2 separate regions of the Homo sapiens genome follow, and region 2 is linked to region 1. Evidence: chromatin contacts called from ENCODE Hi-C or POLR2A ChIA-PET data. All regions are on one chromosome and are shown on one strand. Each heading gives the region's core, a stretch centred on a gene start or an enhancer-like site at or near the end of the contact. The rest is flanking DNA. Distances are from core to core; before and after follow the strand shown.

Region 1 (2,700 bases), core at 173-2,672:
TGATAAAAGAACACTGCCCTAATCACAGAGTGGCCTGCATGTCAGACCCCTGCCACAGTGGGGGTATTTCTCTCTGGGATGTGCCAGGATCAATGACAGCAATCAGGAAAGAGATGAAAGGAGAGAAAAATCAAGATGCTATAATTTTCATGGGGACAGAGACGATTCTGACTCTGACATCGCCAGGGACAGAGGTGGCTGGTACACATCAGAGGCCAACTGCAAGCAATCATATGCAAATGTCCCTCTGGGGCCTCTTTCCCTGTTACATCAGCAGCACTGGTTGTAGCCCTTGGTAGAAACACAGTGCTTGCTCTGGTCTCTGTTTTGGGGTTGAACTTTTGGCTTGGGTTGGTGGTTAAGTAGGAGATGGGGGGTGACATCATAGTTTAAAAACACCCCTTGGGGCTGGGCTCATGGGGCGGGGCACAGTGGTTAGGCCTAGGCGCTGGGGTTAAGCAGTTCTGCACATTGCCCCTACTCTGCTGTTTCCTGGCCATGTGACCAGGACAAGTTACAAGCATTGAGCCACTCTGAACCTCAGTTTCCTCATCTGCGTAATAGGATAGGAAGAGTACCTACTTAATAGGGTTGCAAAGAGTAAATGGAATAATGTGGGGAAAGTGCTTAGCATAGTATCTGGCACATAACAAGTGTTCGGTAATTGTGAGCTGCCATTATTATTGTTACTGTTATTTTTATGATTATGATCACACTCATATCAACAAAGAAAGGCCTGGGGATTCTCTAGTTGGCGAATGGAGGGTGATGAGTCACATTCATCAATTCTCTGCAGAGTTGTAGTATTTAGAGAGGGTGATGACATGCTGTTCTCTAGCCCCACTGAGAGCAAGGCCACAAGAAAAATAAATCAACTCCACAGCATGACAGGCTGGGCCTGGATCTAAGGAAGAGGAAGAGACTGATGGGGGTTTGGGGAAAAGAGTTTGTCTTGGATAGGGCGGGGTGTCAGGCAGGGGCCACCACTGTCCATGGCCTCATTCTCCCCTGGCCCTGAGGAGAATAGTTGTGCAGCACACACCACCCCGGGGCGCAGCCAGGGACTGGCCAAGGAGCCTGTAGGATGTTTTGATGCTGAGCCACCACTGGCCGTGGGCAGACGCAGGCCAGAGGCCAGGGGACCCCTGGAGACCCCGGAGACACTTAGTTGTCTCCCCTGTCTGACGTGTGGTGACAAATGGAAATGTTTCAGCCTTTCTGACGGGGCGGGGGGTCAGCTGGAGCCAGGGCCCATGCTGGGATGTCCACCAGTGGCTTGCAAGCCCTCCTGCCTGTCCTCCCCCACCCCAGATACCAGCACTTGCTGCAGCTGACAGCGCCAGGGCTGGGGGAGCTGTGCCCTCCCCACACCTGGGAGGGACAAGGGCCTCTGGGACATGCCAGCAGAGGCATTCTGGAGGGAGGGACAGCTCCTGGAGCTCTGCCTGGGGAGGGGAGAGCTCAGTCAGCCTCAGCCTTCTCAGCCAGAGAAGGCGCCATACCACGTGGGTCACAGCAAAGGTAGATGCAAACAGACCTCGGCATCAGCAGCTCACCCTTGCCCAGGAGTCAGTGGAAGGGACCAAGATGAGCACCTGTGTTAAGCAGACAGGTCCACACCCAGCTCTGCCGCCTGGTGGCTGTGGGAACTTGGGCAAGGCACCTAATCGGAGCCTCAGTTTCCTCACCTGTAACATGGGGTGGGGATGGTCCTCAACTGTAACATGGGATGGCCATTCACTCATCCATTCAGCTAGTGTGTGAACTCTGCCTCATCAGTGGGGACCACCAGCCACATTGCAGGACACTCAGCTACAGGCGGGCAGTGTGACATGGATTAAAGTACACATCATCACTGGCATCATGAAGCTCATCTTCTGTTAGAGAAGACACTAAGCAATGAATAATTAGTCAGCTGAGTTTATCACATTCTTGTGGGAGCTAGGGTTTAGTGACCAGGGGACACAGACTTCACAGGGTATTAATGTTAGACAACGTACTGCTCTATTGTTCTGTTATCATTGTGATAAAAGGCACAGAGGAGCAGCATCCGTAAGAGGGTGCCCAGCTAGCTAGCCCAGGACTCCTTGCAGGGCTGCTGGGAGCTGAGGTGAGGTAGGGCATGGAAGGTCCCCAGCCCCGCGCAGCGCAGGAGGCTGCAGACTGATTGCCCTTGAGGCAGGGTGGACGACCAGAGAGTCAAGGTCAGGTAACTCAACACCCCAAAGGTTTCAGGGGCCAGAGAACGCCCCAGCCAGGCCTGAGAGGGCTCTGAAGGATTCTCTGCTTTCACAGGAGCTCCTTCTTACTGTGGATGACCCTGCACTGACTGGTCTGTGCCTGAGCTGGAGCCCTGAGGTTTTAAAGGTCGTAGGTGTTGGGTGGGTGAGAGATCATTCCAGACTCTTCTTTGTGTGAAGGGCGAGAAAGCTGTCTCCTCTAGTGGGTGCTGGTCCTTTGCCTAAGAAACATTCCCCGCAGGGCCCCAGGGTTCAGGATGGGGCACGGGTTGGGGGATCTTGGTTCACCAACTTGGATCAGGCACCCGAGTCCTGTGGATCTGCAGCCAGGGTCCCGGCAGAGGGGCTGCCAAGTCTGGTGTGGCAATGAGGTAGTCAGCCCCGCTCCCCACACATCAGGGGTGGGGCAGGGTCTTGGGGAGAGATCCCCTGTCTCCTCAGTCTTTCCCCAACACCTCCC
Region 2 (2,727 bases), core at 67-2,566, 150 kb before region 1:
CTAGATGTTCCCAGCTCAGAGGTTAGACCACCTCTCCTCATGTAGAGCCTATTCAGCTTCAGAGGTTGGCTTTTTCATTTATGAAAAAAGTATTGCAGCTGAAACTGCGGAACAGATGGTAAAGTTAATAGTAGAGGCTACTCAGAAAACACAACCTTTACAATGTTAGCATGGTAATGGAGACAAGGGCTTTCCAATTTGTCATTGTCATATTTTGTGGCAATTATGTGTACTATGTTAATATAAGCCTTAGCCTGGAGGAATTACCATTGGTATAATTAAGAGACCTACTGTTACACAGCATTCCAAAAATACTGCTGTGTTTTTCTATTCCCTTTAACAAGAATGAGGACTAGCTTTTCAATTCCTTTTATTATTGAAAAGAAAAAAATCCCAGCCTCACAAATAGCCTGGCTCATTGTCATACAGTTTAATGGTGAAGAAACTGTTCTAAGCAACTATTACCAAAATTAGCCATACCTATTAACATTTCTCTGCCTATAACAGAACCAGAGTTAGAAGAGAGAGCAGTGTGGTTATTTGACCAATACTTCTTTTAATTTAAAGATATATTAGTGCTATGAGGGCAAGTCTCAATACCAAAAATAATCCTTCCCACAAAAGGCAATTCACCCTAAAACCTCATTTGGTGAGCAAAAATAAGAATGTGAAAGGCTGTGTATATAAGCACCTAGAGTGCCCATTTCATAAATATTTTTATGTTTGGAAGTCACGCTTTCTGCTCCCTAATTCCAGAGCATAGACTTGTTACCATGGTAGTGCTTTCACATCTATCTTTGGCTTTGGGTGCAGGCAATCCAGATGTGTTTCCAGATGCTGCACTTGGTTAAAGCCGGGATCTGTATTTCCCCCTCGGTGTTGTCGTAGCCAGGCTTCCCCACTCGGGGGCAGCACCTCACAAGCGATTGGGGCCTTAAGAGCCAAAGGAGTTTGGGAAACAGCTTCATCCCAAGGACACGGAAAGGGGCAGAGGCACTCTAATGAAAATCAGTCACGGATCTTTTATTGTCCATATAAAGCAAAGACAGATTTTAAAGCATATTCTGGAGGAGTACAGGAAATAACACTTTTTTTGGAGCAAAGAAACCAGCTTGGGTGCGTGCTTCGAGGCTCAATCTATTTTCTCCCAGCTGCAGAGCCCTCCTCCCCATCGCAGACCCTGCAACTACTTGGTTTTGAAAAGCAGAGCGCTTTTGGAGCTGGCTTGCAAAGCAGGTGTCAGCCCTCCTGTTTCATGGAGAGCCTGCTTGTTCATATTTGAAACGTTCAGGGAGGCCAGTTCCCACTCTTATTCTGTCTCTGGATATTTTTGGAGGGTGGCCTGGGCCATGAGAAAATGTCAGGCCACCTTATAAGGCGGTGTCTGGACCAAGAATGCTTGTCTGCAGCATGTTCAGTCTATTCTGTGGATTTCAGTTAACTTGACTCTTGGACTGTGAGTTTTCTCACAGATTTAAAATGCTTCTGTTCATGCCACAGATTATTCTCACTCTTCAACAGGCTGAAAATCTTCCTCAAGAGATAGTTGTTTAAATGACAACCACTTTGGACATACCAAATGGATAATGTCCTTCACTAACCACAACTAGTTGATTGTGCCTGGGCTGATAGTCATGTTCAAGTGATTTGCTGACTTAACGAATATATGTTAAGGTGAAATCCACAGACTATTAGTTCTCAGTGATCATGGGAACATGGGCATGTTAGGGAGAGGAGTCTGTGGTTTAAAACACTGAAACAAAAATTAAAGTTTTCTCTCCTGCTAAATGTTTCAGATCTTTCTGTATATGAATGCAACCTCCAAGAGGAGTGTTAATGCAGGATTTTCCAAACCTGTTTTTCACCTTTATCTTTGACACGTCTTCAGGGCTAAAGTTCTTTGAACACACTTTGAAAAATACTAATCTATCGGTGGCAGCTGTCCCCATCAGGGAATATTGACCTATCCAAGGGGAAAAATGAGAGATGGGGGTTTAGCCTGGGCTCTAGGAAGATTTTTCCTTGTTCCTGCTCTGTTGTTTCTAGGGATCTTTTTTCTTCTTTTGAGGCAGGGTCTTGCTCTATAACCTAGGCTGGAATGCAGCGGCATGATCAGGGCTCACAGCAGCCTCAACTTCCCGGGCTCAAGCAATCCTCCCACCTCAGCCTCCCCCATAGCTGGGACTACAGGCATGCACCACCACACCTGAATAATTTTGGAGGTTTTTGGTAGAGCTGGGGTCTCAGTATGTTGCTCAGGCTGGCCCCAAACTCCTGGGCTCATGCCATCCTCCTGCCTTGGCCTCCCAAAGTGATGGGATTATAGGCGTAAGCCACCATGCCCAGCCCCTTGGGGCTTTAAAAATATATAGAAATCACCATCATCAAATAGGTAATTGAATTATTAGGCTGAGAACCCAGGTGTCGGCAGCACTGGCTGGAGGCTTCCACTTGATGTGAACTTGTCTGAGCAGACTGGGCTGGGACTGGCAGCACCTGTGGTGCTGTGATCAATCTGCTGGGCCTCACCCTGGGGCTGCCTGCCTGGGACACTCTCTGTAATTTCTTTTAAACTTCATCTTTCAATCTCTTACTCACTATCAGCCCAGGATATCACCCCCAATTTCACAGAGAAAACAGAGCCATCAGATAGTAATTCCTTCCACTTTTTTTGTCACCAGATCTATAAACTTGCCCATGCTGGGATCATCCTTTCCTTTTCCTGAT

What was found. Hi-C counts contacts between places; a loop is a spot of excess contacts on that map. ChIA-PET counts read pairs that join two places held with the same protein, here RNA polymerase II (POLR2A). Pooled maps may share reads with other maps.
Region 2: a loop to region 1 is called in a map of posterior vena cava, with 4 times the contacts of the local background. The contact joins two enhancer-like sites. A Hi-C loop is called at or near these places in 19 of 168 maps with a recorded cell type or tissue (CD4-positive, alpha-beta T cell, Calu3, GM23248 and 15 more), 1 of 37 single-sample maps with no recorded cell type and 2 of 50 pooled maps. POLR2A ChIA-PET finds 5 or more read pairs at or near these places in 2 of 52 experiments (HEK293T and Panc1).

Annotation. Positions count from the first base shown.
Region 1 is chr3:123,342,378-123,345,077 of GRCh38, reverse strand. All of the region lies in intron 3 of ADCY5 (adenylate cyclase 5), which reads left to right. Among named protein-coding and RNA genes, the nearest start is that of ADCY5, 110 kb to the left of the region's middle. RefSeq lists an enhancer at 867-1,536. Within about 2 kb of position 1,422, at least 4 of the 41 ENCODE cell types and tissues checked have a DNase peak (open chromatin) inside an H3K27ac peak, as active enhancers do.
Region 2 is chr3:123,487,767-123,490,493 of GRCh38, reverse strand. No RefSeq gene overlaps it. Among named protein-coding and RNA genes, the nearest start is that of ADCY5, 40 kb to the right of the region's middle. Within about 2 kb of position 1,316, at least 3 of the 41 ENCODE cell types and tissues checked have a DNase peak (open chromatin) inside an H3K27ac peak, as active enhancers do.